Regions from separate parts of the Homo sapiens genome. Here region 2 is linked to region 1. Evidence: chromatin loops called from intact Hi-C (ENCODE). Cell type or tissue: dorsolateral prefrontal cortex. All regions are shown on one strand. Links, peaks and the distances in the headings refer to the core of each region. The heading gives the core; the rest is flanking DNA. Region 1 has its middle 12 kb from the start of APCDD1. Region 2 holds the start of LOC105371983 (a long non-coding RNA gene).

Region 1 (15,915 bases), core at 3,754-11,753:
AGAGACGATTCTTCCTTTTAGTGCTGATTGCCTTCTATGTCTAACTGCTTTATCTGCGCAACTAAATTATTTGGCCCTTTGAAGGCAGGAAGAAAATCGGGTATTATGTGTGTGTCTCCTCCCCCAGCCCCTTCACAAGTCCTTCCATAATGGGCATTTGTTGGACTCGTAAATGAGGCAGGATAAGATCAGAGCATCAAAAAATAGTCTTTATGAGCCACCACCACCCTAAGCCACTTCGGCACCCAACTACAGAAACAGGAAGATACAAAAACTCTGGTATTCACTCCGAGCATACCCGAGGTTGTTATGGCACACATAGCAACACTCAAACAAATACAACAAATAAGAGGCAGCCTGGCACAATTGCTAAGGAGCCAGATTCTCTGGGCACAATCTCTCAGCTCTATGACCCTGGGCAAGTTACTTAATCTGGCTGTGCCCCAGTTTCCCCATCTATAACATGGGGATAATAGCAGCATATACCTGCACATAGTTAAGTGTTACATAAGTGCACCCTAAATAATAATTCACTGACAATAATGAGCTTAGACTAGACCATACATTCTCACCAATAGCAAAATTGCCCCCAAGGGAGCAAAAATTGGTTCTTAGAGGGGGAGGTGAAAAAACTTAGATATTACAATGATTTATAGCCCTCCAAAAAGGCAGTACTTAAACAGATGTAAAGTGTATCCATGGTACTTACAATCTAATGGGATGAGTAAAAAAAAAATGTTTAAAAAGCTTCCTTCAGGGGCAATAATAAAAAGGAAGTTCGAGAAACATTGTACAAGATGAAAAATTATAAGATTAGTCGTATTACAATTAGTCATGTATCAAACATTTTAATAACTTTGTTCCTTTAATTCACTATGTTTTGATTATATGAAACCAAATATGTTTTACTTCAACTGACCATCTGGGGTGGCAATCTACCATCTGATTACATCATTGTAACATTACATTCAGTGTTATCTTTCATTGAGATAATTCAGCTATTACTAGTCTCTCTTTGCAGATGGGAAAACTGAGGCCAAAGAGTGGTTTGCCTAAAAGTCACAACTTTAAAGGGGCAGAGTCACTGGGTTTTCTGGCTCTCAGTAAGGTGCTATTTGCAGCTCTAAGACTAGACAGAAAAAAAAAGTAGAAAGTAGAAAAATTGATTTAGATGTGTTTTGAGACATTCAAGCTAAAGGGGAAAGGTAGGAATGTTACATAGGCTATTTGGACATTTATTGCAGTTGGTATCTGGTACTATAGTTCATTATTTCATGCATAAAATATTCAAACGTTTTAGTGTTTAAAACAGATTATTGCACGCTGTAAGATAGGCAAGTGGACCAGCTAACTACTAAAATGCTGCCCACTGCCATGAATCTCTGAAATTTTCAGTATTAGGACTTGACTAGTCCTTTTAGAATGTACACATTTGTGTGTGTGTGTTTTGGATTGTGCATATTCAGGGAGAGGAGCCATATGAAATCACATTTCATCTAGCTGAAACTTAGGTCTCTAAAGCAGAGCTAAGCGAAAACAGAACAGTCCTCTGGGCCACCAAATTCAACATCACAAAGTTCACACGATGCCTAATCTCCATAGTTGTATAAAACTTTGAAATGCTCAAAAGATTTTTCAAATACATGGTCTCCTTTGATCACCATGCCATTTTTTTTGAGGGTCAGAGGACAGCCAAGGCTGTTTAATGTAAAGACGCAAACTTGAAGTTCAGAGAGTTTTGAGATGCCTCTACAGGCGCTGAGGGTTTATGTACCTTCTGTTCTGCGAGAGCATACCAGGTGCTAACTTAGAATGTGTTTTATTTTCACATACAGAAGTTGGTGACTTTGATGCTTCTGTCCTTACAAAAAGAGAAAACTTCTACAAACAGACACAAACCCAAGGCTGGAGGATTGCTTGAGATCAGGAGTTCGAGACCATCATGGGAAACACTGCAAGACCCTGTTTCTACAATTTTTTTTTAATCAGCCAGGCATGGTCGCACATGCCTCTAGTCCCAGCAACTTGAGAGGCTGAGGTGGGAGGATCGCTTGAGCCCAGGAGGTCAAGGCTACAGTGAGCTATGATTGCACCACTGCACTCCAGCCTGGGCGACAGACAGAGATCTTGTCTCTAAAAGAAAAAAAAAAAAATGCCCCAGAGTCAAAAATAAATTAACCCTATAAACCTAAGAAAACCTTACATGCTTGTATAGTTTATTGTCTTACACTGTGTCTCTAAATTTTTCATAGGCTTTAGCCCAGTGCCTAAATTAGTAACTCTTCATAGACTCTTGATTGATTAGATGAAACCAAATGTTTTACTCCAGCAGACCCATTCGAGTTAAATGAACAACAGCAAATATGGTGGCAAATCATACTGGAGAAGAGACTAGCATCATAATGTGCACCACGTTAAGTTCAGCTTGGTCTGGGAATGGCTTAGCCTTACTTGTGTAAAGCATGAACTATCTGCTGCTTCTACTCCCAATCCCTGTATTCTTGGAGAGCCTCTAAGTCTGCGTACTCAGCACACGTTGCTCTGCAGTGGCAAGGAAAATTTCTTGAAGCAGGGTCAAGGACACCAACCAAAGTCTGGAGAATTTATAGAACAAAAGATCAACATGGCTATGAGCTCATCCAGAATGAGCTACAGGACAGCAGGTTTAGGCAGGAGTCTCTGGGCATAAGAGGTCAATCAGTTGGCTGATCTTATGTCAGTGGGGACGGCCATACAGCGGTGGGCGCAAAACATCTCCCCCTGTGAGATAGCTGGATGAGCACAGTCTCCATCAGATGTGGTGTCCACAGGGTGCCCCAGAGATGCAGCAGGTGGTAAACTGTAAAGCTGTACTGCTGGCATTTAGACCAGACCTTTGTGCTTTTCTCTTGGAACTCGAGGGTTGAGCAACTCCAAAATCATCAGTAGAAGTAGATGCAAGCAGCACTTAGGTGGAACTCTTCATCTTGCGGAGGTGATGTCCACCCGTGATGGGTGGAAGAGAGCCTTGAGTCTCAGCGGAGGGTTTAGGGCTACGAGGAAACCGAGACCCCTTGAAGTCAGACCTTCTCCTGAGTATGAACTCTTATTTAGATTCCAGGTCTCCTCATCTCATTTTAGGGCCTCTTCCACCTCCACTTCCACTTCCTGTGCTTCAAGGTCATATTTTATCTCTCATAATGGTTAAAAACTTGGAAAGCAAGGGCCTTATGAAACATTATGTGTATTCAATTAATTGTATGCCAGATTCCTGTTAAATGTGTATACCACATCACAAATTCCTTTCTTCATTGCATCAATTCCACCTTTGCTGCTTCTAAAGATATGTTAGGCTTTCCTGTTCTGGTATCCAAGTATTTTCTACTTCACCACAAGCCCCTGGTTTCTAACCATTATACAGTCTTTTAACACAGTAAACTAAGCAATGTCAGTCTTACCTGTGGTACTTGTGGGTGTTGTTTTGTGTTGTGTTGGCCTTGCTCGTCATAGCTGTTTCCTTTGTGCCCCTCTGTGGGATGGCCTTTGTGCTTCCATGAGGGTGAGCCATGGGGAAAACATTCCAGAAGAATCTATTCTTGTTGCAGAGCAGGCCTGGATTGTCTGGGAGAGTGACAGACAAGCAGAGACATCAGAGGCCACATTCCCGTGTGCAATCTGCCATACTTTATAGGTCCTCAAACTGCCTTTCCTGTATTTTAATGCAGAACAAAGTACAGAAAACGTTCTTTGCCACTGCATAGCTGGATGTGCAGAGTATGCTAAGACTAGTGGCCCTCCAAGAATACAGGGAGGGGACGATAAGGGCAGCAGTTGTTCATGCTTTATGGAAAAGAGACGAAGCCATTCCCACCCCAAGCTGAAATTAACTTGGTGCACATTGTCACCAATTCCATGGAAGCCACTGTGGCAGACAGACCTCATGAAAGCAAACACTCTTCAAGGTGGGTCGTCTTGTTATAAAGCCATCTGAAGACGGCTGACCCAGCCTATTGTACTGAATTCAATAGCTTGGGTTTTAAATCTTGACCAATCACCTGCACAAAACTTTGCTTTAAAGACCCTCCCCTACCCCCTCCCACACATTCACCTCCCACTGTGCCAGAAAGAAATCCCTGCCATGGAACCCAAGCATTCATTCATGCAGGTCTGACCCCTGGGGTGTAGAAGATGCTGGAATGGAGGAACTATAAAGTGCTTCCAGTCAGGAGTTACTACAACTACCACCAGAGGACACATCCACCTATGTGTTGTCCAGCTCCAAGACCTAAATCCTCACCTTGGATAATAAGTGATGCTGACAAATATGCTGTATTCTATCTGCTGCTGGCCAGGTTAGCTCCAAGAGATAGGTGGCTGGTTAAGCACGGCTGTGGCCAGAGACTTCTAGAGAAGCAAAAACTGAAATCATCTATTACCAAAATAATTTGAAAACAAAATTATCTCTCTCCAACCAGCCAGAGAATAGGTAGATCTGAGAATAAAGAAGAATAAGGAAAAGAATTGTTGCAGCACAATCCTTGAAGAATGCCGTATACAGAGAGCCAAGCAGTAAGGAGAGAAGCATGTCAGACCTTTTTTTGTTCCACAAAGCTTTACTGAGAACCAAATCTTATTCTTCCTCTTACACATGTATATTTTTGAAAATTAAGATCTCTACAGTGACAAGTCTAGTCACATGTGTGTGGGAACTACTGCCGGCAGATACACTCTTCATTTGAAAACCAGTGGTTTTCTAGAATTTCCCAAGAGAATCTACTGAGTTATCTCTAAGGTCTTGCCAAACACTGGTGATAAGAGTTGAAGGAATCATAATATATTTTCACTTTTTCCATAAGAAGGGAGGCAGCATCACCTGTGGTTAAGAGTACAGGCTTTGGGGTTTGTCGGAACAGGATGAAAATTCTGATTCTATCACTTGCCACTTGTGACTCCTTGTGCAAGCCAGTGGTCCTAAGAGCGATGTGAGTTGCTGCTTAGAGTCTATGGTGGGTTAGGGAAGCGGATGATGGAAAGTACTTAATGCACTGCCTGATTCCTGAATGTGCTTCATCCATGGTCAAGTGGGGTGGCCCAAGGGGCTGCAGCTCCGATTGCCTCCGTTTAAGTCCTCCCACATTCTATGCCACCTATTATGACTATTGCTTGGAACGTGGACATGTGCTTTCCATGTCTACTTTGAGTCACTCATACATTCAATGAATATTTACTTAGCATCCACTGTATTTCAGACACCATGTTCTTAAGTGCACCACTACTTTCATTAGGAAGGAACAGAAGGCTTCCAGACTAGACGAAAGACTCTCAGTGAGAAATACTTCCCAGCTTCTCTCACTCCCAGGTCCCCTGCGCTGTGCTCTGCTTTGCAGGGCTCAACATTCATCTCTTTGGGCTTCTTTTTTCTGCCCTCATCCTCCCAAAAGATACCAGAGTATTCTTATGTCCTCTGTCTTTCTTTCTTAACAGAATAAGAATTGATCTTATAAATGCATTCATGCTAAAATATAAATAATTTGTAAGTTCAAAAGCATTAGCCTTTATCTGGATTTTTGCATTTAAACTGCAAGTGAAGCCCTGAGCCAGAAGAGACCTGGAAAGGTGGAATTCCATGGCACTCACGATGTGTCGCTGTCACCTTTACCACCGGTGAACCACTGACCTGTGTTTCAGAGACCGCCCTCCCCCTCTTGGGGTGTGAGTTTGGAGGGAGTGGTGGAGACTTGGCTTTGCTGTGTTTATCTTGAGCCCTGGGCCAGCCAGATTTCTCTTTCATTTACATTATAGCTGTGGTCGTTTTATTTATTGATTTTAGCCGGGGGTGGGGAATTTGGTAACGTCACTGAGTGTTGTCTTTTGGTTCTGTTCTAACTTGTAAATGTTATCTAGTTCTATTCTGTTTTCCACTTTATGTAATGTAGATCCAGGATCTCAATTATCTGAGCCATTAATCAGGTTGCAAAACCTTTCTCTTTCCCACGTGAAAGCAAAAAGGAAGAGTGGGACTTGTCTACAGATCGCCACCACACCTGTTAGTTGGATTTTTAGGATTGTCTGCTTCTCACATACAGTTCCCTCCCTCACTCTCCCTTTCTTTCCCCTTCCTTTCCCTCCCTTCTCCTCACTCTCCCCTGGGAGAGAGGGGATATAAGGTATTACTGAGAAAGACTTCACATGCAGGGCAGTAACCAAAGACTACCAACTTTTTATCTCACACTTTGTCTTGATCACTCTCTTCCATTTCCTAGTGGTGATTTCTCCATCACTAGCAAGCTGGGGATCTGTGATTTCTAGTGCTCGTCCCTGCTGGCCTGTGGCCCCACTCCTGAGGTCCTTTCCAATAGATGAGCAGTTGATGCATTCCACACCTGGCAAGAGCTGGCATTGAATATGGTGATGATCCTCCGTATTGTCCAAGAACACTGTGAGATGGAAAAGGCTGAGGATACCTGCAAGTAGCAGGCTGTGTCAGGATGGATTTTGCAGGCTCTAGATGGATCTCAAGATGTGTCAAAGGCTCCAAAATTGGCGACAGTGGCCTGGGGCTGGGTGGAGTGAGTGATGGCTGGCCCAAGACCCAAACAAATTACTCTGGTATTTCACTATTATCTAAGGAAAAGATAAGTAGTCTATCTTTATGTTTGGGACCTTAATCTCATAAATGTCTGCCATAACAAGCTTATTTATAGCTCATTATAAAAATTAGTGTACCTGGCTTAAATAAATAAGTGGTACAGACCTTGACAGACACCGGAGGATTGCTAGAGGTTTGCCAATCTTGCAGATGAAAGCAAAGATATGTTCTTACCAGACTTCCCATGCAATTTTTTGCACTTTCTATTCCATTTAGATACAAAACTCTTTGAAGTTAAAATAAATAGAAACAAAAAGACAAAAACAAACAAAAAACCTAAAAACATTTCTCTGGACTGCAGTAAGCCTCATGACTCTTTAAAAGACATGGGAAATGCAAAGAGAAGTTTCTTTTAGTCCTACTGAGAGGTGTACTGTCCATGTTTATTTGAAATTTCCCCTTTGTTTATTTTCTTCTTTAGAAGTAGAACAACTTTTTCTAGCACTATGAAGATGTGGTGTCTTCGACCCATTAAGTTAATTTCATTTCAAGTGGAGATACAAGTTCTTATGAAGTTTTTACAAAACTTCTGTTACAAAAGCAGAAATGGGATGGTTTAGCTTTCATTTTCTTTTTGGGGTGCAATTTAATTTAAAGTTCATAAAATATGCATAATGACTAAAATACAGCCTGAATTTACACACACAAAAAAATGGTATTAAAGGACATTGTATATTATTACCCAAATGAAGCCATCTTTAGGCAGCTGTTAAACAATCAAGCTTTGTGTGTGTGTGCACGTGTGTGTGGTGCCCACTTCATACATTTACAAAATACACATGGTAATATGAATAAACTGAATAAGTTAGAGAAAAACAAAGCAGAATTGGACAAAGTTAATACTGCCAGCCAGTTTACAATCTTCTTTGAGCATTTTAACATGAACATTCATACAAAAAAGACAATATTAAAACCATAAAGTCCAGAACCCACTCCTTTTACATAAAGTGGAGACGTGTCACTAGATTAGACAACATGGCTTTGTAACACTAAAACAAACCGTCTGTTCAAAAAGACCCATGCACAAGGAGGCATTATTGGGCCTTGTATCTGCATTGAATGAGCATTCAGAGCACTGATTTTCTATTGTCCCAACTCCATGATGGCCTCCCCCAGCCTCAACACAGATGACAAAAGAGATTTTTAACGATGTAGCACCACGGTAGTTAGGACCCACAGGGCCAAGGCAGAGAGGCAGCTGATCAGAGGCACAGGGAGGATTCTGATAGTGTTTCATGGTCTGGCAACGTAAAACCACTAGACTGTGTTATCAGTGATAGGGTGTTTGTCCTCTAAGGCAGGACATTGCAGCAGGCTCCCAGGAGAGAGTGCCACAGACTGCCTAATGGTGGAAGAGCACTTTCTATTCTGTTCCTTAAGGCTAAGTACTCAACAGTTTTTTAGGCAAACATTTTTTCAGTCGCATTGAAGGTCACAGCTGCATTTGACATGACTTGAATTGGCTGTTTGAGGTGTGTCTCAAACTTGTGCTATTGGCAGCAGAGGTCTGAATGTCTAGGTTGAAACCTGTTCCCCATTTTAAAATCAGTTCATGCTGGATCAAAGGTGAGACCCCTGTCAGGGTTAGCAACGAGTTGCTGATCTGTGTGGTAATAAATAGCTCTGAGTCTGGGAGGAATGGCTGGTGAGGCTGGAGTGCTGTAGCATGTAGAAGTGCGGACGTTGGTGTCTGATGCGCTGCAACGAGGTTTTCACTGTATCGGTGTGACTCTGATGCATCGCTGGATCTCTCTCTCTCTCTCTGTTGTTTTTTTTTTTTTTTTTGAGACAGACTTTCCCTCTGTCTCCCAGGCTGGAGTGCAGCGGTGCGATCTCGGGTGATTACAACCTCCACCTCCTGGGTTCAAGAGCAGGAGGTTTAGCCTCCTGAGCAGCTGGGATTACAGGTGCGTGCCACCACGCCTGGCTAGTTTTCATATTTTTAGTGGAGATGGGGTTTCACCATGTTGGCCAGTCAGGTCTCGAACTCCTAACCTCAAGGGATCTGCCCACCTCAGCCTCCCAAAGTGCTGAAATTACAAGCATGAGCCACCACACCCAGCACTATCACTGGATCTCTTGAACACCCACTTTCTCCTTTGTAAAGTGGTGGCAGCAGCAGAGCTGATCTCTGATGGCTGCTGTGAAGATTCGATGAGATGACCATGGAAAGTTCAATAGTGGTGACGGGTGAGCAGCCCAGAGAGAAGCTGAGCAGGTGAGCTCCTCCCGGTGCTGGCCTTTGCCTGGGACCATGTCCACAGCCAATTATGAGAGCAGACTGCAGTACTCCAGACAGCCCTGGATCCACTTATCAGATTGCACAAGCTAGGAGGGCCTTCAGTTGTAGAGCAGCAGAAGCTAAGTTTGGTTAATTTAATCACAAAGCATAGAGCTGGCCTTGTAAAGACATAGTCACTGCACCATCAGACCGGACAGTGCAGATTGCCTCACAGACACCACTGACATTGGGCTCTGGAAATAGCCACTAGAACTATGGCCCTGTCCCCTCTGAAATGGTGGCTGGCTGCCCCTGCTGCCCCCACCCATAGCAGAAAGGATTCCTAGAGAACCCGTCTTATCACCACAAGCTTATGATCCAAACTTAGGGTGGATGGGCTGTTTGGCAATACCTAGATCTCATACCTGAACCCCCTACCTGTGAGGGGGCAGGCATTTTTAGCTTTTCTGTGGGAGGTGGGCTCCTCCACTAATCACGTCCATGGAGTTCCCTAGTTGGGAGGCCAGAAAAAATGAAAAATGTCTACTACAAGACCCTGACAGATGTCCCTAGGGTTTCCTGTAATTGTCTACTTACTGTCTGCACACTCAGCTTGTAATAATGAACTGATTCCCTAGAGGCCAATGATAGACTGATGTTTGGAGTATTTGACAAGGCAGAAAATTTTCTCTCATATCCTGGATTATGTTCATTGCTTTTATGCCCAAAGTGAAGGGAGTACCATTTCCTCACAGCCTCAGAAGTGGGAAGTGAGCTCGCATGTTTAAAGACCTTCTACATACCTGACAGTTGAGACAGACTGTGGATGGCGGAAAGAGGACTGGACAGAGTCAGGAGACCTGGTGCAACCCGGGCTATCACTTACTAGCTTTGTGAAATTACTAGCTTTGTGGGGTCATTACAGCAGATCTCTGGATGCCAGTCGCTGTATCTGAAAAATGAGCATCATCATCATAACTATCTAAGGGAACTGTAAGAATAAATTACATGACGTTTACGACAGTCCCTGGGACATAGTCGGCATTCAGTGCCCTCAGATGGTTTGGTCTTTGAGCTTTGATTACCTCCTGAGATGATGGTTAGAATCATGCCTGTGTTGTCGGAGGGTCCTTAAGATTCCTCTCCCCATGGCCTCTTCTTGTACTTCTTAGCACGCTTGAAGAAAAATCCCTTACGGGAGCCTCATGCTCTGGGTTTGGGCTTCCTGTCTCCAACAGAATCCAAGTTTTCTTTGATCATGAGAAAAGCTGTGTCCTGAACCAGGAAAGAGGTCAAGGATAGGAGGAAAAGACAGAGAAGGCATAGAGTCCAGGTATGGGGACACGAACCGAGAGGCAATGGGGCTTAGGCAGGGGCTGGGTCTGTGTGACCACCTCACAAGACACAGAAATGAGAGTTCCTTTCTTACTAACTGCATTAGGCATAGGAGGACTCCCTTTGTGTTCCTGGGGGCTTTCTGCCTTGGGGCCCCTTGAAGTTACTCAGGCTTTCTGCATGGCTGCCCCATGGGGCTGCCTGATTCTGCACTGGAGCTCCTGAGTGGATTCCGGCCCCTGCGACTGTGTCAAGAGGAAGCCAGGTTTGAGGACTGGCTGATCCTGGGCTCTGCAGGCCCACGTGTTTTCCTTTGACTCAACCCACTTGAAATTCCCTCCATCTTCTCTAAAGCTCAGAAGGAGGAAACTGGCAGGCCTCCTTATAGAAGGTATCTAGGAGATGAAGCCAGGGAAAACAAATTGGGAATAGAAAGTAACGTGTTGAGACGTGAAGATGGAGGACGACGCTGGACGTTGAGATGAGAGGTCAGACAGGAGAGCTGACTCAAATCTCCGACACCTGGGACTGTGGTCCTGAGAAGTCGGGGATGCCTGGGTTGCCGGGAGGTGAGCTCAGCGTGTCATATTCATTGTCACAGGCTCAGGCCTGGGCTATTGGAGTCCCAACCCTGTGTACTGAGAGAGGTTGAAGAAACTCCCCATGCCCCTCCCTGTGCTCAGAGAGCTTTTACTCCTAGGTAAGCCCTGCCAGCAAAGTTCATGGAACATCATCAAAGCTTTCCCTAACCCCTAGTAGGTAGAGGTTTTCTAGGGAGAACATAGACTTAGCTAGAGCTTTTTAGGGTATTACTGGCACGTGTTGATGTTACATCATTCAATGCAGCTATAGCTTTGCCTCTTCCCAGGCAGAAAGTAGGTTGGAGACTGGAGGATAGAAACACAGGGCATGACTGGGAAAGCCAGGGAGGAGGTTTCCAAAGTGGTGTGTGTGTGCCTCCTGCCTTAGTTGGGACAGGAAGGAAATAGTAGTACTTTGCCTTATTGTTATTCTTATGTTAAAAATAAGAAATACTGAAGATTCCCTAATTTTTAATTCATAGGCTGGCCCATGATCCTCAGTTGGTCTGTATGTCAGGAAGTCTTGAATCACACATCAAATGCCGTGTGCCCATGGGGACCCCCACACAGAAGGAGGCACCTTTTCTCCCTGTTCCCTTCCAGTCCATGACAGGTGGCATGTCATCTGCCTAGGGTGTCAGCCACTGGATCTTTCACTAATATTCACTAATAATCTTTTTTTTTTTTTTTTTTTTTTTTTTTTTTTTTTTTTTTTTTTTTTAACATGGAGTCTCCTTCTGTTGGCCAAGCTGGAGGGCAATGGTGTGATCTCGGCTCACTGCAACTTCTGCCTCTCAGGTTCAAGCAATTCTCCTGCCTCAGCCTCCCACAGGCATACACCACCATGCCCAGCTAATTTTTGTATTTTTAGTAGAGATGGGGTTTCGCCATGTTGGCCTGGCTTGTCTTGATCTCCCGACCTCAAGTGATCTACCTGCCTTAGCCTCCAAAAGTGCTGGGATTATAGGCATGAGCTACCATGCCTGGCCTCACTAAGAATTTTAAATGGAAATACTTACAATATTTTGTAATGAGATTCTGAGTTAACATGAAAATCTTTTCTACCACACTGAAGTTTACTGCTATTTTATGGTAAAGTTCTTAGAAAAGTTGTCTAATATACAAATAAGTAGTGCATTATTTCTTATTAATAAAAGGCAACATGTTTTAGAAATTCTGACCTTTTCTATAACAAAAATTCATTCCATGTCAGTGGAGAGCTACCTAGCAGGGTTTTTGTTGGGTGGTCGGTGGGAAGCTATCTCCTAGAGAAGCAAGCCTCAAAAATAAATAATAGTAAAAGTGACTTAAAAGTGACTTAAAAAAGAAGGAAGGAGGGAAGGGGGGGGAGGAAGGAAGGAAGGAAGGGTTTCAAAAGAAACACTTGCTGTAGAAAAAGATGAAAATAGATGTTTGTGATTATTTCAATCATTATATGATTTTGTTACTAAAATAATACAAAAACCTTCATATCTCTACTCTTCCAAACTCTTCCAAACTCTTTTCAAACAGTTGGAAAGAAAATTCTCTCAAATGTCCAATTTAATGTCCAAAAATTAAAGTGCAAAACTTTCTGATTAGTTTGCAAAGAAACAGAACACTGCAAAATCTTGATTGAGGTAAGGAAATGAAAACTTTTTATGTAAATTTCTAAAACACTGATGAAATTGGTGGATGGGATTGAAAAATAAGTGGTGTGATTTAGGATGCCCAGCCAATAGAGTTTCTTCCATTTGTAGCTATGTAATGTGAGTCTTGCCATCTTCAGCCACCAGAGCCACTACAGCAAAGAATCAGATAAATGAGCTGAGAGCCAGATATTTAAATCACTTTATCACAAAGTGCTAAGGCAAGATTTTCAAAAAAGCATAGTCAACCATGAAGGAACAAGATTTATGTATCATTGATAACCTTTAAAATATTGCTTGGTTTACCTTCATCTCATCATTTTAAAAATCTTAGTCTTCCTATATGTCTCCTTAAGGAAATAGCAGTGTGACACTTTTTTTTTCTTTAATCAATAGGACTAATGTGGTAAAAAAAAAATAGTGATAATAGACCTCGGCTCTAAATGTTTTATAAATTTGGAGAAATTTGATTTCTTTCCTTCAGGTGAGGCAAATGGAAGATGATCTCTTCTCCACTGAACTTTCTTCTAAAGTTAGAAGGCGCTTTAATTGCACTATATAAAATTTAAAGCTAAATTTAAAACTTCAAGGAGATTACTGAAATTTGCTAATTTCATGTCTCAAATAAGAAGTGAAGGACAAAGAGTATTAACCTGAGAAAGTGTGTATAATTTTAAATGTTTAACTATTTATAAACATATTGACTATGAGATTTTTAACATTATATTAATAAGCAAGGGTCAAAAATAGCTGATAGCAGTACATGAAAAATCATACAGAAATTGTTGACCACTTGACTATAGTAACCTGTTTAATTTAATTGCATTTGTCTTAAAAGGCTATTTCCAGCCTCTAATTTTGATACATTTTGAATAATTGGTTTACTAAATAATACCAGTTTTTTTTTAAAGGGCTCATATAAATGATATGCTGTAAAGTGGAATTTTGGTGAATGTTTATGCCACATTAACTTTAAATAAAAAACCTTTGATTTTAAGTTTAGGAATACATGTGCAGATTTGTTATATAGGTAAATTGCATGTCTTGTGGGTTTGGTGTACAGATTATTTCAACACCCACATAATACGCATAGTTCCCAGCAGGTAGTTTTTTGATCCTCTCCACCCTCCACTCTTAAGTAGGCCTCACTGTCTGCTGTTCCCCGCTTTGTGTCCTTGTGTACTCAATGTTTAGTTCCCACTTATTAGTGAGAACATGCAGTGTTTGGTTTTCTTTTCCTGCATTAGTCTGTTCAGGATAGTGTATGCCATGTTAACTTCATTGCAAAGATTTGCATATTCTGTATGTTCACTGAAATCTGGTTATTTTAACTGAGTTCTTTATGATTAATATTTAATTGATTTTAATTGCATACTCCTGTGGAGATAATAATACAGCAGCATTTGAATTTTCAGTTTGTTTACCTGCCTACTTTTGATTCACCAATATATTGTCACTTCCATCTAGTTTCTCGTTAATCACCACTCCAACATCTATCTACGCCTTTCACTTTATGGCTCCATGAATATATAATCCTAAAATATTTGGTCTGTTCAACTCTTGGGCACAAACTTAAGTTAAAAAGGCAATATAATAAAATATGCTATCTGTTAGGAATTCACAATAGTTACTGAACAAGTGCAAAAAGATTTAATTTGTAGAGCATCTAATGGACCCAATCATTATTTCAGTAATGAACAAATAAATTAATGAATAAATTAAAATGCTCAGCTGTTCCATCATAAAGATACAACATTTCCTGGATTAACTATATTGTAGTTAATTGCATGATTGCACGTGGGCTTATTTTGTGTCCATTCAGCAAAAATGGGACAGCTAAGCTACTCGATTGAATGAATTCCAGTCAAAAACCCAAACTTTGTTGTTAATGGCTTTAAGACAACTTTAAAAGTGAATCTTCCAAGTTATAACCTTACAAACCATTTACCTAGTTTTGAACCTGTTTTCTGAGTCCTTCGGCAAGCCAAGGCCCTGGCATAGGATTTGCTTCCTACTGAATATTGGGAAGTCTTACCCTAACTGCTTCCAGGTGTCCTTTCCGGACCCATCTAGCCCTTCCAGAACATTAGCACTTGTTTGGGGGAGAAAAAATCCTTTTGAATCAGGATCTGTTTTTCAAATGTTCAGCGCATGAAGATTGGCCATTTGATGTGGTCAAAATCACATTTCTTCTTATGTATTTGATGAATGTTAATTAGTTGTTTTAGGTTTTCTCCTAATGATTTACTTTTAAAAATCATGCCAATTGTATGCTCTTTCAAGACAATACCATATAAAACATACATCTGAAATGTCACATGTGGTTTGCTGAAAACAATCATGTTTCCTCATTGCAAGGTTTTTTTTCCTTTTCTTTTTCATTAGATTCACTGACTTTCAACATGTCAAGTAAAAATTCTGGAAACAAAACCAGTTAAATTATATTCACATGAACAATAACAAGCTGGCCCAGAAGGCAGAACGGTTTGTTTGACCACAACATATAAATATCAACATCAATATAAAATCAATATAAACATACACACATATGCATACATATGTGTATGCCTAGATCTACATCTTCAGACACCAAATGGCCACCATAAACTTTGAAGATTAAGCCTATTTTAAAAACACAAAGGAAAGAAAAACCTATAAAGGAGAAGAAAGCTTTGAAATATGACTGTAAACCATGTGAAATGCATTTAGGATTTTCAAAGTGAATCGAAGCCTTTCAATTTCAACAGAAGTAAATTGCTGTCATTATTAATAGCAGACATGTGGTAGTGTTTTTAATTGAGATCAAAAGTGAGGGTTCTTCCTAGTACAAAGACAGTGCAAACTCAGACTGTGAAATGCTCAGGAGTGATTGGGAGAAGTCAGAGGCTTTGTTTTGTTTTTTATTTTTTAAAGTGCCTGAAAGTTCAGTGTACAGCCTTAGAGTTCAAGGGATAAGATAGTTTGAAAAGTGGTGGCAATCCTTAGAGCAGGAGAAAAGCTGTCTATTGTTCCAGTATTAAATGACAGTATCCAAGATCTGTGACTTTTATTGAGAATTAGGGCAATATTTACCCATACAGATACTTCAAGGAAGCATATAAGCACCTGCTCCTCTTCATTTTCTGACAATCCTCTCACTAGGATTACATATTTCTCTCCGACATGGTTTGACTTAGGAGACTAAATATAACTTAAGAAGCATGTTCTCTTAATAAAAGAGCTAATAAAACTGCCAAGGATATATAAACATAGACTGATATTACCTGGAAAGCAACAGAAAGTGGCAACACTGCAAAGAAATTGTAGTTGGGTTGGGGAGATAGACATGTTAGCAGATAATTGCAATTTAGTGGGATGGGTACAATAATAAAAATAGGAACCAGGCCCATGGTAATGTGTGGAGGGGACTAGGCAAGTCTGCTTTGGGAAGCAGGTCACTGCTCCCAAACTTCTCATACTTCAGCATGCCCCAGAACCCCCTGGAGGATTGCTGGGCCCCACTCTTACAGTTTGATTCAATAG
Region 2 (15,915 bases), core at 4,610-12,609, 410 kb after region 1:
TCTATAAAGCTATATTTCATATTTTTTGCATGTGTCATAATTTTTGTTGAAAACTAGACATTTTAAATAATATTGCAAAGGCTTTTAAGTCTAGTCTGGTGAAACAGAACACTCACACAAGTCAGGCAAAGCAGATTTTATTACTCACAAATAGGCAGCAAGGATAAACAGAAGCTTAGGATTTATGGTGAGCCAGTCCCCCAAGGCTCAGGAAAGCTGCCCAGGGCAGATGGAGTCTCATCTGTGCTTGCCCCATGTGAAATCCCAGCTGAGGGACCCTGAAAGCACTCTGCTCTGCATTTTATACCCTGGATGTCACTTTGTTTGCTGAGCTTGAGCATTGCAGAACATCCTGTTCTGGGAGGAATAAGGACACAGCTGTGGTTGTTCCAGACATTTTCTCCTTATCTCTGGACATTGTATCCTTGGTACATTCTGCCCAAGAATTACAAGAAGAGTGGGGAAGAGCTGGATTGGCCAAGGGCATCTAGGGATCTGTCCTCTTGCAAATATAATATGGAAACTCTGAAAATCAGATCCCCCCCACACCTCACTCCCTAGAGTATTTTGCTCTTGTTATTCATTGCTTTATGTGTTGCTTGTTTGGTTGGTGATTTTTCTGAACTAATTATGTAAATTCCATGTCCTTTGTTGTTGTGGCCACTGAAATCTCTGTTTGGTTAGCTTTGTGATCAGCTAATGATTAGAAAGAGGCCATCTTTAAGTGCCTGGAACCAATAAGTCTACCAGTCTCTGCTCAGTGTGACTCAGCCAGGCTGTTTACAACTCTGCCTTATCGTTCACTTCCCACTTGTGCAGAATCTCAAGGCTAGTCAAATATGAGAGCTCATGGCCTTATCCAGTCTTTCCTGAGAATGTGCTCAGCCCTGGGCATGAATATGGCTCTCTAGAGACCTAGGAATACGTTGGAGCTTTTCAAAGTCTGTATGGACGTCTCACTTCCCAAATTTCTTTTTAAGCTTTTTGGTCAGCCTTTTATTTGCCCCAGCTGTTATCCAGTGAACTGTTATCCAGGTCGCTGAGATGTTCAATAATTGCCTCTGATTTTTTTTTCTTTTTTTTTCTTTTTTTTTTTTTTTTGACAAACAGCCCTGGAGAAAAGTCTGTTTACACTTGGAAAGCTTCAAGTCAACTCAAATAAAGACAGCCTTGAGAATGAGATCTTCCAGGGAACCAACAGAAAGGTCAAATGCTGACAACTCTCTGGAAATAGGCCTTTGAAGGCACTCCATCCCTATTCTGCCCCCTCCAGTGGCTGCTGGTTTTCTCTGTAATTGAAGGCTGCATATCTTCAAGACTACCATGGAGACCAGGGGATAAGGGTATGTATGGAAATAGGGCAAATTAAAACATCATAAAACTCATTGTTCTTATGAAGATTCAGACATTTTTCTTGAGCAAACACTTCTCGAGTTGCTGCAAGCCTTTGGTTAACTTCCAGAGTCCTGAAAAGTTGATTCTGACAGTTTTTGCCACTGTTCTCATTGCTTGTACGGAGGTGGGAATTTTTGAAGATCCTTACTCCCTCATTTTCACAGATGTCACTCTCTTATTTTATTTAATTTTAATTAATTTAGATTTAAATTTAAATAGCCACATGTGACTAGTGGCTACTGTATTGGACAGTGTAAGTCTATAAAATTCAATATGAAGTCAACTAGCCCAATGAAAGTTAACTCCAATATAGATATATACAAATACAGTAAACTCAAAATCACTATGGAGGAGGCAGGCCATGCATTATCTCCATTCTGCAGTTGAGGAAACTGAGTTGAGAGTCAAGACGTGGAAAAGAGAAGCCGAGAATAACCTCCAGCTGCTGAGGAGGCCTGGGCACAGTTGCTGATGGGGCATGGGTGTCCTCAACCACCAGCCCCACTGGAAACCTGGGGGCAGATGACACAACTGCTCTCCAGCAGTCAAGTGGAAGGAGCCTGATGTCTCATCACTGCCATGTGCCAGGATGCTCCAGCTTCTCTCTAATCCTCTTTTTTTCTTTTTTTTGAGATGGAGTTTTGCTCTTTGTTACCCAGGCTGGAGTGCAGTGGCGCAATCTCGGCTCACTACAACCTCCGCCTCCCAGGTTCAAGTGATTCTCCTGTCTCAGCCTCCCAAGTAGCTAGGATTATAGGCACCCACCACCAGGCCCAGCTAATTTTTGTATTTTTAATAGAGACAGGGTCTCACCATGCTGGCCAGGCTGGTCTCAAACTCCTGACCTCAGGTGATCCACCCATCTCAGCCTCCCAAAGTGCTGGGATTACAGGTGTGAGCCACCACACCCAGCCTCTTTAATCCTCTTATTAGTCATCCTATAGGTGGCCAGGAAGCCAAACAAAATGGAAATCTGCTGAATTTAAAACAATCTGATGCCCTTATTTTTTCAGTTCAATAAATTAAAAATATATGGTTTGGTTTCAAACTGATTCATGGGAGTTTAGGATTAAAGATTTTGTTCTCCTGGTTGGTTGGGTTTTCCTTGTTTCCTTTTTCTTTTAATCTTCTTTTAATGTCACGCTCCCATTTATGATTGTGTAAACAATGGATGTACGATTTCTGCACTCGGCACGTGAGTGCAGCTACCTCTAGTATCAGCTCATGGCTCTCTGCACTTCCAGTGCCTGGGAGACATGCATTTGCCAGAATCCATTACATTGTCCCAGGCAGGAGTGCCACAGGGCACCCAGACTTCCCAGGCACCAGCTAGTGGCAAATCACATCAAGCATTTGTGGCATTTGTTTCAGGAGAGCACACTGCAGCAGGGTGAGGTAGGAAGCCTGTCCCAAGGTATCCACTAAGTTAGACAATCCAGGGAAACCTTGGTTTACTAATCCAGATTTCAACCTGCCAAACCAGCTCCAGTGCAAGACTACCAAGCTCGCTTTGTATCAGCTTTCAAGAGACTCGGTGCAAAGGAAATAAGTGATGATGTGCTCAAACAGAGAAACCCATCCTAATTCCCAAAGACACCTTCCCCAGGAAGCCTTCCCTGACCCCTGGGCTGAACTGAGAATGCCTCCTCTGTGCCTCCCTGTCCCTGAGCACAAATAGCAGGGCACTCCACATGCTATTTGTAAATTACACGTTGCCATGTTGGCCTCCCCAGTCAGACAGCGAGATTCTTGGAGACAAATGTCTTGTCTTCATTACCCTAGCACTAGCACCAGCACCAGCAGGGGGCCTTAGATGCTCCCTGTGTGCAATGATCTGTGTGCATATCCTGCCTATGTATAGATGTCCTGGGCTCAGTACACACTTGTTGAACTCAACCCAGGATGGCTATGCCAGGACAGAGAATGTGGCTTTTAAGGGACCCTAACAGCCCATCTGAAAAAAAAACAAAAACAAAAAAACTTGATCCTTGATTTAATCATGGGATTTCTATTAAGATATCACACATTTTGGGTTTTTCCAGTCTGTCTTCTTCCTCTTACTACTGATCACGTCATTCCCCTGTGCCATGCATAGCACAGCCATGTGTGTTTGACGGACACAGGTTGATTAGTACACTGAGAGCCTTGCTCTCTCTGATGCCCTTGGCAGGGAGAAGCCAGATTGCAGGGCCTCGGGTATCAATGGCTTACACGGGACCTCCTTACTTTGGTTCCTTCTCCCAAGGAAACAGTTGCAGTCATAACAGAAGTGCACATATTCAAAGTCCGCTCATGCTGTGTGCCACGTGGTCAGGAGGGCAGTCATCTCCCAGGGCAAGAGGGCATTCCCAGCCTCCCCCTGGGCACATCTTCCCTGCTCTTGGGCAAAACCACCAGCCAAGATAACGCTTACATTATTGGTGGACTTCATTTTTGTGTCATCTTTATCCATCATTTATGTACTTGTTTAATGTATAAAATACATTTACATATTTAACAAATGTCTTGAGCACCCGCTGTGTGCCAGGTGCTGTGCTGAGCACCACTGGGTACAAAGATGAACTAAAATGTGGGTTCTCCCCAAGGCACCTGCAGGCCAAGCGTGCATAAAGGAAATGGACAAAACCATGGGGTTGAGATGAGAAAATATTAGAAGGAGGAGGGAGAGGAAGAGAAGAAGGCAGGTGAGGACAGTCCCTTGAGACAGATGTCTACGTGGGAGGAGGACGATGGATCTGAGAAGGAGCAATGCAGGGATGGAAGGAAACCGAGAATGCCACTAACAGAGTCCACTGGGGCCCAGCTTCATGGATTCACCCAAAACCACGCAGGCCTTTTACCAAGCACAGGGACACAAGAGATGCCATGCAGGGCCTGAGTTCCAAAAGCTGGGGCCCAGTGAGGAACCTGAGCTTCTCAGTGTGAGGAGGAGGTGCCAGTCCAGCCGGGAAGCCCTGTGGAAAGCAAACACCATGTATGGACTGGCCCAAGCTGTGTGTCTCACAGAGGTTAGCAAAGTCCTCCCATCACCAGGTGGTCTGCGTTGGCTTACTTGGAGCTTGCTTGTAATAATTTTGACCAGGTTAGTTACTTAGTAAGGCTGTTCACCCTATATTGACCGAAGCGTACACTCTTTGGTAGGGGCCCAATTTCGATATTTGTTACTCCTGATTCCAAGGTATGGATCAAAACAAACAACATCCTCAGCGCCCTACAATGTACTGCCCACACTGCTCCCCCCCACAACTCTCCAACACCACACCTCCAAAAAAAGTTCAGCCCTTCCATCCTAATAAAGAAAATCTGTGGCTCGCTGGGCACAATAGCTCATGTTTGTAATGCCAGCACTTTGGGAGGCTGAGGCAGAGGATCACTTGAGCCCACAAGTTCAAGACCAACCTGGGCAACATCGTGAGACCCCCATCTCTACAAAAATTTAAAAATTAGGTGTGGTTGTGTGTTCCTGTGGTCTCAGCTACTTGGAAGGCTGAGGTAGGAGGATCGCTTGAGCCCAGGAGGTCGAGGCTGCAGTGAGCTATGATTGCGCCACTGCATTCCACTCTGGATGACAGAGTGAGTCCCTGTCTCTCAAAAAAAAAAAAAAAGTCTACATCTGGATTCACCAATGCACATCACTCCTTTGGGGCTGTCTGTCTCCTGGTACCCGGATCAGGATAGGCAGCACTGTTCTTTAAAGCTCATTCCCATGCTAAGAGGTCATCATGGTTTCCTGCCTCTGATCTCACATTTGCCATGCCACTCCGATCCTTTCTGGGACTGAGTTTTCTGCCTGGGTGTTGCAGTCCAATTAAAAGTGAAAGAAGGAACGAGACCAGTGAGATCTAACCAAAGAGGACAAAAACCAGCAAAAGCATTCCAGGGAGAAGAGGCGATCCTCCTCCAACTTTACCCAGTGGTTTTGAGCCTTTCATTTCTCCATTCAAAAGCTATTTTAAAAGTTTTGGCTTGGTCCTAAACAGTGGTTGGGGATTTTAATACATGACTATCTATCCTGTTTAAACCTCCTCAGTGGAAATAACTGAAAACACTACCTTGTTTCTTCCTTCTGGGATTCCAATGTTTAAAACACATCATGTGTTTTCATTCTCATACAAAACTCTTTGTGAGAGTTTTCCTCACTTTAGATAGTGCTAACATTTTTTAAAAAAGTAATTCATTTAAGACTAAATAATGCTAGCAATGCAAAAAGATCAGAAGACCAGTGGGTTCGACTGGGAGTTAGAATCAGGGTTTGTCTGTATTATTGAAGGGAAAATTATGTCACACATGCACAAAATTGAACCTAAGCAGGTCACGTTCCCCTGAAGGCCAGCAAAGAAAGCTGTGAATCATTATAAAGCCCTTCCATATCTGGAGTGCTCACTGAACCAGATTCCTGAAGGCAAGCAAACAAAAAGCTGTTCTTTTGCAAGCTTTTGTTGGATGCCCAAGTGTGTCAGAAGAAGAACAAGTATCTACTAGTAGGTTGGCATTAACAAAAAGTCAGTATTAGAGAGGAGGGAAAAAAAATCAGGGAGGCTATGTAATTGGAGTTCTGCAGCACCTCAAAAGCTCAGAGTAACAAACACCTGGCCACCAGGTGACTCATGCCCCTTGCTGCCAAGCACATGGAAGGGTCGAGTGGGGAGGCACTCGCGTGCACTGTGACAACCTCTGAGCTGCCGGAACTGCAGTCAGGCCAGTGAGTGCCCCTGGCTGGGCCGGGAAGACCGGCCTGTGCTCTGATCCTGCCCCTCTGGTATCGTTCAACCCAGTCAAGCCTGTTCAACAATTTCTTCTCTAAAACAGGCTCTTTGATGCAGCCTCATTTTGTGTTCAGTGACATGAAAGAGATACTGATGCTGATTATCAAAGGCATGCCTCCCAACCACAAGCAGCTAATGCCCGCGGGATGTAACAGTATCTCTTCCTCCAACTTCTGCATCCTCCCGCTGGGAAGGGCTCAGTGGCCACGGAGCACGTCTTTTTTTCCCTACTAATTTCACATCGGATATTAATCCATGTGGGAGGAACATGGATTAATACCTTAAGCTTGTAGGTCACACTCAGGTGAACATACTCCACGGATCTAAATGCCACGGAGACAGAGAAAGGTGCCTCCTGGGGCTCCTGAGGGAAGAGGCTCCCCTGAGAATCTCCTGGGCCATCGCCACACCTGGCCCCACCCTCTAGAGGCCCATTACACCATCCATGGAAATCTATGTTAATAACATCTTCAGAATAAAAGATAGAGCACCTTCCTATCCTGGGTTAATTAGTTTCCATTCTAAGCACTCAAGATAAAATGCCCAACAATAAAGATGTCAAATAAACCCACATGTTTACAGTGGAATTGCATACAATTTAAAAGGATATTTCATGATGGGCAAAATGTTCATGATATATCAAAAAGAAAAATTTTGATTACAAAACAGTATGTACAGAATGACTTCCGTTTTGTAAAAATAAAATAAACTGAGTTGAGCATGTGTGTTTGTGCTTGCATAGAGAAAAGTCTGGGATGAGGCCCACCATGGCAGCAACAGCGGCCATCTCAGAGTAATGGGGCTGCACACGGCTTGCCTTTATTCTTTCTTTGCTAATATATATTTTCTAATTTTTCCACAAAGTATATTATTTCCTTGAATTACAGAAGTTTGGAATTTGGTCAGATGATGCACAGTCAGGAAAAGGAAGCTGTCCTTTCAAAGAAACTGTTCATGTGTGTAGAGAAAACACAGCCATACCAAAAGGGCTAATTTTTTTTTTTTTTTTTTTTTTTTTTTTTTGCCAGAGCCTCATTCTTTCCCTGAGACTGGAGTACAGTGGCATGATCTTGGCTCACTGCAACCTCTGCTTCCCAGGCTCGAGCGATTCTCCTGCTTCAGCCTCCCCAGTAGCTGGGATTACAGGCACGCGCCACCACACCAGGCTAATTTTTGTATTTTTAGTAGAGACGAGGTTTCACCATGTTGGCCAGGTTGGTCCCAAACTCCTGAGGTCAAGTGACCTGCCTGCCTCGGTCTCGGCCTTCCAAAGTGCTGGGAATACAGGCGTGAGCCACTGCCCCTGGCCAAAGTGCTTATTTTTAATTATGTTTATGTTTTTATTTTAAATAACAGCTAAGCCAATAACAAAACAATTTCCTTTGTCCTTGCTAACAAGACCTGTCGATCCACCCATCTCTTGGCACCAGCAGCCTGGAAGAGAAATCTCAAATTAGTTGAGAAAATGAGGCGGCCAAAATTGTTCTTGCTGTCTACCTAACCTCATTGTCTCTCCATCAGTCTCTTTGTGGAGGAACATGTGAGGACCACATACGTTCTGGTGGCTCTGGCTCTGGGATTAAATGAAAAAAATGTAGGGAAACTGTAAATCCTAACTCACCATACAAATGTGAGTTTATTATCATACTATTATTATCTGTGTGATATCCTGGTTTACCTTTAAGGGAGCCTGAGTTTCAAACCTGCAGTAGAAGGAGTGAAGGCTAAGATGCCCTCCCGCCATGGTCTCTCTGACGACTGCTGGGCTGCCGAGAGTCTCAGACCTCTGGGAATAGACTGAGATCCCAGTCTAATCGCGGAAGGATGCAGGCAGTGAGAAGCTGAGGGAAGACTTGGAGCAAAGATCGTTCATGAAAAGGCTCAAGAGTATCTGACCCATTGAAGTCATCATTACAGGGGACGGATGGAAAAGAATGTCTGTAGAATAGTACGAAAGTCAAAAGTTCTACTGGAATTTCTTGCCGTCTAGAAATGCACACCAACCCACACATGCAGGTGCACACACACACTACATGTAAACGGTACACACAAGCATGCACACGGATTTTGTTATGTGTGGAGGCATATGTGTCCCCTCCCAAATACACACTCCTGGAAGCTCACACTGTTTTCCTAGTTCCACAAGAGGTTAGAAAGGCTGCATGGGTGTTAGCCTTGCCCTCCCCGGGCTTCCCGACATTAAATGTATCAGCAGGTCCATAAACAGGCAAAACGCTAGAGGCTCGTCTGGGCAGCTGGGCTCGGGGTCTGATTTTCCCACATCGGGCACTCATAGATTTACTGCAGCAGGAATGAACGTTACTCAGAGCATGTTTCTCACCCTCGCTAAACTAATATTTGATCTCAGTCCCTTGGAACAAAACACAGCCTCAGTGTCTGCTGAGCAACCCTGAGCATAAAAGAATAGTCAGGCACGGAATTGGAGCCAAACAAAAAGGAAATGAAGTTCATTTCTCTTTTTCTTGAGCTTTAAAAATAACTCTTTGCCTTCCTAACCCCCGTCAGATCTGACCGAGCGTGAGTCCCTCCTCACCTTCAGGAACTTCACCCCCACCCGCACCCTTCACACCCCAGGGCGGCCGTTCAGGCTTCCCTGGACAGGCGCGGCCCGGCCTTGGCCGCTTCTCCCGGGCATGAAGTCGAGGTCACGCTTCCCGAGAGACACTGGGAGAGCGCCCGCCTGTGGCTCCTTTGCTCTGAAGGGCGTCTGGACACAGCGGAGACCCCCTCGTGGGCCCAGGACTCTGCAATCTTTCACTGAGCTCAGGGCTGGGACAGACACTCGCTGAGCGTCCCCGGGCGCCCCGCACAGCGCTCGGGGCCAGGCTTCCGGAACACGGTGCCCCCCACCTGCGCAGGCCTTCCGGGCTCCTAGAGCGGTCCTGGGGCCTGCGGGCCCCACCTCCCCGGCAGGGTGGGCGTCTGCTGCCGCCTGCTGCCCCCAAGTGGCCGCCAGCGAGGCCCTGGGGGCCCAGGAGCGGCCTTCCGCTGGGGTGTTGATCCGCACCCCCATCCGCGGGCACCGTGGTAAGTGGAGCTAATTCTGAGTCTTTGCGGGCCCTTTGAGGGGCCGGGGGTCACCGAACAGACCTCAGGCTGTCACATAGCAGCCATGCACACTCAGCTGTGTGTGGAGCAGCTTCCACTTTCCCTTCTCCTCCTTGAGTTCAGCGCAATGGAAAGGAGAAAAGCGAACCTGCGAAGCGGCCTAGTCCCTGGCACGCCCGCCCTGCTAGCGGCATAAGCCTGTCATTCGACTCCCCAGAACCTTCCTTCTTGTGATAACACCTCTGCTACCCACTCAGGGGGAGAGTGCAAGACACAGGCTCTGACGCGGGGACGCCATTGAAGAAAATAAAGCCCTCCCCAGATAGGGGTACAGAGAACACGCAAGATGCCCGCTAAAATTGGAATGCAGAGAACCCACGAGTAATTTTTTTTTTGAAACGGAGTTTCGCTCTAGTTGCCCAGGCTGGAGTGCAGTGGTGTGATCTCAGCTTGCTGCAACCTCCGCCTTCCGGGTTCAAGCGATTCTCCTGCCTTAGCCCCTGAGTAACTGGGATTACAGGCGCCCGCCACCACGCCCAGCTAATTTTTTATATTTTTAGTAAAGACGGGGGTTTCACTGTGTTTGCCAGGCTGGTCTCGAACTCCTGACCTTAAGTGATCCACCTGCCTCGGCCTCCCAACGTGCTGGGATTACAGGCGTGAGCCACCACGACCGGACAGTAATTTCTTAGTATAAGTATTAATACATCTCGAGTGTTGCATAGGACATACTTATCCCAAAATTTTTCATTGCGTATCTGAAATTCAAGTTTAACTGGGTGTTGAGGGGGAGATTGTTATTTTGATGTTTTGTTGTGTTTGTGGGTTTTGGTTTTGTTTCTAACTTCACCAACCCATCCCCAAATGCCAAGCATCCTGTCTGAGCAGGACCACAACTCCTGAAGCCCCTTCCCACAGCTGCTACTCCGCGACACCATCACAAGTGGGCTAAAGTGGAGCAAGCATTTTCCAAGTAGAAGGAAAGCAGTCAGCTGTCGAAGCCGGGGCTGGAGGACGCCTGCGCCTGCTTGGGGCCCTGCAGCCCGCACCTCCTGAGCTCAGCGGGCACCTTAGGACAAGGCACCGCTGGCCCCGGGAGTTGCCTCTTATCTGATCCCAGCCAATATTTTCTCAAAGTCAGACGTGATAAACACTTTTAAGGCCTCAGCATCTCCCAGACATCTGTTATTCATTTTCTTTGGCCTTGATTTGGTCTTAATCGTTTGTAAGGGCCCAGGCATGCACTCGACTATCTGATTTGGGTTCTGCGCCGGCAGCGTTCTGGCCAGGAGACCTAACACCTGCATTTGTGGCAGAGCCGTTTGACACCCACTGCCTCATTTCGTCTTCACACATTGGGACACAGCAAGGTACAGAGCAGGAACCCCAACCCTGGCTGTACCCGGACATTGCATGATGGGAGAGCTTCCAGAACCCTTCCCCCTACGCCATGCCCCAGACCAATCACAGCAGAGCCTCTGCGGTGGACCCCCGTCCTGGTTGTCATTGTCAAAGCTCTCCAGCTGCTCTCCGAGCATCTCCAAAGCCCAAGACGGAGGACGCTGGCCCAGAACAGTGGTTCTCAAAGTGGGGTCCAGGCACCACAGCATGAGCATCACCTGGGAACTGTAGAAATGCACGTTCTCAGGCCCCTTCTCCAAACTGCTGAATCAGAACCTCTGGGTTCTAACCTCTCCCACTAATTTTGATGTGAACAAATTGAGGATCACTCCATTTTTTTGATGTGAACATTTGAGGATCACTGATGCAGATGAAAGCACAGGCTTTGGAGATGAGAGCAGTCCAGCCCCAATTCTAACTAACCCCAGCCACACGTAGCCTCTCAAAACTCAGATTTCACATCTGTCACAGGAGGGTGATGTTATCTGTCTCATACATAGCACTGTGGTGGAGATTAAGTGAGATGAGACGAGGCACATAGGTTGCACAGGAAAAGCCTGACAAAATCCCAGTAAATGTAGTGACCAGCCATCCTGGTTTGCTCCTGACAGAGGGAGACCCTGGGAGTCCCATCGTACTGGGATGAGTTGCTCGTCCTATCAGAGAATGCGAGTTCTCTCTGCCCTTGAGGGATGTAGGGAAGCCTTTCCTGTCCTTTCGGTAAGTAGAGACCCTAAAGGCTTGAAGGGACTTATCTGAGGCCCTGTACATTTGTGGGACAGCAAGGCTAAACCCTAGTTGCCTGACCCCAGTGAAGGCTCTTCTCTGAACCTGTGTGTCGCACCTCTGAGTAACACGAATGCCCATTCTAAGCTCCTTTTTAGTAATAACGCGTTGAATCCACACAATTTCAATCCACTTGAAATGAAGACCAGGCCAGCTCCACGGGCAGCAACCTAGGCAGTAACACAGTGCCAAGTGCTCAGCTGCATGCCCTCTTCTAATTTTTGGAAAGGGGTCTCACATTTTCATTTTGTGCTGGGCCTCACAAATCGTGTCACTGACCCTGTTTAGAGAGATTTAGTAACTCACACGAAGCCGCCCAGCTGGCCAGTGGCGAGGCCTGATGAAAACCCTGGGAGCTGGCTCCAGAGCCCGGACTTGTGATAAGGATGCTCTCGTCCCAAGAGTGGACACTTCTTTCACAAACACCAAGCACAAAGGGAATTTCACATGTTGTGGGGCAGACTGGAGGAGCTTAAAGCCAGTCCTCACCTCACTGCGAAGGACAAGACCCATTCACAGCTGCGACATCACTCACAACGCTTCTTAAAATGCTGACTTTAAAGTGCCCCAGAGTGCGGATCATCTCTGTGTATTAGCGGCATAAAATCACACCCAGTCATTTTTCTCTTCCCACTTCAACTGAGGGAAAACCACTTAGAACATCCCCCAACCCTGGGACTCATAATAAATAATAACACCTATGGTAGGCATCGCCAGGGTCTCACCTCTTTCCTGAAGCAGGCAATCTCCTCCCAGACCCCATGGCCCAGCTGATGTCCCTGTACCTGTGTGCACTTGAGCCCAGATTGTCCAGAACTGAGAGACAGACACAGGGTAACACCCTGGCCCCTCCCCAGTGTCTTCTTTTTCCCTCTGTGACCCAAACCCAAGGTTTTCTCTTCTTCCCTTCTGAGCCGATCTCTCATTCTCTGAAGGATTTACACAGGTGCGGTCACACCTTAGCGTGGCTAGCATCAAGGTGGACATACTTCTCCTGAGCATTTTCAACCAGTGGAATGAAAAGCTTTATCCCCACTAAAACACCTCAGATATGTGTCAGGAACCCACCGTGCTGTACATGGGAATGGCAGAATGTCCTGCCCAGGTACCACCAGCCGTGTGTGAGTGAGGTTCAGCCCTAACTCTGCAGGAATTCTGTGGGCATAAACCAGCTCACCTTCCTTCTTCACTCTCCTCCTCTTCCTCACTTGGTTCACCTGTCATCCCTCTTGTGAAAGATGCTGGCGCTTAGCCACAAGCCTTCATTAGGCCTCTGCTCTCCTTTCATGGCCCAGCAGGTCTCACTGTGCCCACAGGGCTCTGAGTTCAGCACGGACAGCAGAAGGCCTCCTATCGTGGGAACTGACAGTGACCGGGCCCCTGTTGACTGAAGCCAGAAGAAACAGGGAGCAGATACCCCAGTAACGTGACAAGCACATCAAATGAGGGGAAGGAGTGGGCAGAGAAGCAATGAGGTCTGCAGTCATTGTCCCACATGGATGTCCAGGAGGATTTGGGAGGCAAAGTCCAAGTCAAATGTGAGTCCGGGGAGGAGGTGGCATCCTATCCTGTCACATTCTACAGTCATAGCTTATTCTGGCAAGAATTCTACAGTCACAGCTTATTCTGTCTAAACCATTTGAAATTTAGAGAACTATGCTTGAAGAAGACCATAACAGAGAAATTTCTTTTGGAGGCAGGACACGATTAGAAAATGGATAAGAACTTCAATGAAAAAAGGAAAGAGACTGAGGTAAATTTCAGCCAAGTGTCTGCACAGGCCATAAACAGACTCCAAAACAACTGCCCTGGGAGAAGAAAAGGGCCCCAGGGCAGATGGAGGCCAGTGCAGGAGGCTTTAGTGAGGAGGGCCAGATCTGGGTCAAATGCAAGGTTGAGGACGTTTGGGTCAGGGTCAAGTGAACTCTTTGTGAAGGAAATGTGCCTGTGCAGATTTCAGTTTCCAGAGGGGAGTGGATGGCTGGTAACTGTCAGGTCAAAAGGAAGAGAGGCAAGAAGATACTAGATGTCATGGACTCAAACCTAGTAGCAATAACAGGAATACCGTAGTACTTCACACACCACCTTATGTAGATTGTCACTCAGTGCTTTTAAACAATAATCACATATTTCAGAGAAAAGAGTGAAGTATACAATAGAACCCGGAGAATGTACCCAAAAAAAAGGTCTAGAAGAAACATCACTGCAAATGACGCCCTCTGAGAGTAGTCAGGAAACTATAAGCCAAGGTTTACATGGTTATTGGGCCTCAAAGTATAAAATGAAAAAAGAAAAGTTTAAGTAAGTAATTTTGGGACATATGAAATCTAGGTGTCGAATGAAACAGAAACATCTTAGCAAGGATTTGCTTCCATCAAGCATGCAAGCTGCCTGCCAGTCTCGGGACCCAGCCACATAGCTCTCGTCCAGCCTTGTGTCGTGTGCATGGTAAGTGTTGAATGCAGTGGAGGATGTTCTGCTTTAGTAAGGGAAATGCTAGAATATTACCCTTCAGGGAGGGTTCCAGACCCCCTGAAGAAAATCATGGACTTCCCTACTGCCCTCATTCTTAAGGTGGGCAGATAGTGCCCATGCCCCTTCATATCAAACCCACAAGGACAGATGGGGAGGCCAGGGAGATGGGTGGTCAGGGTTCCAGGTCCTGCTGGAGGCAGACAGCTGAGGCCATCCAGCCTCCCCATCCCAGAACCAGTTTGCCTCCTAGGGAGCAACCATGTATGTCAATAAGGGGAGGATTGGGATTCTGCCAGCAGGAATTCTGTCATACCCCAGGCAGAATGGACTAGAAAACCCAACCAGAACATCATCCCAGCACATCCAGATCACCACTCTGATCCTCCAAGGCCAGTGGCCACTCTGCTCTCTGCTCTCCTTTCAGGGCCCAGCAGGTCTCACTGTGCCCACAGGGCTCTGAGTTCAGGACCGGCAGCAGAAGGCCTCCTATGGTGGGAGCTGACAGTGGCAGGGCCCCTGTTGACTGAAGCCGGAAGAAACGGGGAGCAAATACCCCAGTAACATAAGGCAATCCAGCAGGTGGGGTAAGGGCCAGGCTGTTAATCCACTTAATTCACTTAATCCACTGAATCCACCTTCCCAGATCCAACCTCTTTCACCTTCCCGGATCCAACCTCTTTCTCAGTATGTGACTTTGAGAAAATTACTTGTTTAACTTTCTACTTTCTTATCTGTAAAAGGGGATGATGATGATAATTCTAGAATTTCCCCCTAAGATTCAGCAGGAGGAAGAAAAGGACTGAGCCACCTTGGAGCTTGAAACAGGAAGAACAGAAGAGAGGTCTAAAATCAGGGTGAACCAAAACTACCGACTGTAGAGGCCTCCGATTAAACAGTCGATGCACCGACAGACACAGAGCTCCTAAAACTCAAAAATATTTCTACCTCCGGTTAATTATTCATTGAGAATTAACAAAGCGGCTGCAGTTTTAGCCACCCCAGGGGTGTGGCTGCGAGAGCCTTGGCTTTGAGCTTTGTTTTTACGATGCAGCCCTCCACCTCTTCTCTGGGTTAATGAATCCACTATTCATTGCTTTTTAATGTGGATTAATTTCATCATTCCCTTCATTTAATTCAACTAAATACCTACAGGCTAATGCTGATCAGGGGAACAGAACACAGCTTTTCTTGAAATATAGGTTAAGTTTTGTTTTCCACCATTATGGTTTTGCCAGGAGTCTTAAGTGCCCAGCTGCTCTTTCCTCAGCAGAAATGTTGCTTACAAAACAACACATGAGCGTGTGGTTGTGGAGGAAGTACACGTTCTCATGGCACAGCTTTCCCATTACACAGTCGCCTGTCCACGCAGCTTGCTGGGGTGGGAGAAGGCCGGCCTCCAGTTACGTTTGACCTGGCGAGGCTGGAAGGGCCAACCAAGTGGACGTCTTTAATCAATATGGCGGTGGTCTTGCTTAGGAATTGCCAATTCTTACAAGTGAAACATTCAGAGGAATTACCTCATTCAGAGATGATTGTGGTTGAATCAAAGGCTTTCTTTAATGATGAAAGGCAAAAATTACTTTGATGTTGGAAAATCTTCCTCATACACATGGAAATGCATGAAGGGGACTGCAAATGCTGCAGAATGTGGGAAGAACACCAAACGGGCAGGGGCAGGTCCTATGTATTTCAACTGCTTTCCAGATCCAGACAAGAGGACCTCTGTGTCAGAAAGAAGAGAGTGAGAGTGAGGCAGGACTTATGGGTTTCAACCAGATTTAGGCCCTGTTGGTTTTGGATGCGGAGCACCAGAGTGAGTTATGCAGACTGCTCTTATCAGTCTTGTGAGCCCAGCTCATGGCTTGGCCAGCGGCTCCTAAAATGAATGACCCAGATGGCGAAATGATGAGTTGCTTCCTTAACTAGCGCTCTTTTCTTTAACAGTATTTTTATAGCCTGTATTAATCGTGGTTACATACACATGACAAAAAATGTAACCATTTTTAAGTGGGCAGTGCAGTGA

Evidence for each region. Peaks named below come from ENCODE experiments on the same cell type or tissue, not always from the same donor. Only the 100,000 strongest peaks of a DNase experiment are listed, where the experiment ranks them.
Region 2: it touches region 1 in a loop (2.0-fold over the local background); 3 of 110 quality-filtered maps call a loop at or near these places.

Annotation. Positions count from the first base shown.
Region 1 is chr18:10,434,655-10,450,569 of GRCh38, reverse strand. No RefSeq gene overlaps it. Among named protein-coding and RNA genes, the nearest start is that of APCDD1, 12 kb to the left of the region's middle. In dorsolateral prefrontal cortex, for the core only: CTCF peaks have their summits at 7,703 and 7,904; DNase peaks (open chromatin) are centred at 7,368 and 7,839; H3K4me3 peaks cover 493 bases; H3K27ac peaks cover 2,828 bases.
Region 2 is chr18:10,025,754-10,041,668 of GRCh38, reverse strand. It overlaps LOC105371983 (a long non-coding RNA gene), which reads left to right and starts at 12,724. Exons shown (of 3, transcript XR_935135.2): 1 at 12,724-12,955; 2 at 13,749-13,865; 3 at 14,317-14,429. RefSeq lists an enhancer at 6,088-6,589 and a silencer at 9,050-9,199. In dorsolateral prefrontal cortex, for the core only: CTCF peaks have their summits at 8,915 and 9,116 (motif pointing left); a DNase peak (open chromatin) is centred at 9,177; H3K4me3 peaks cover 1,036 bases; H3K27ac peaks cover 875 bases; H3K27me3 peaks cover 576 bases.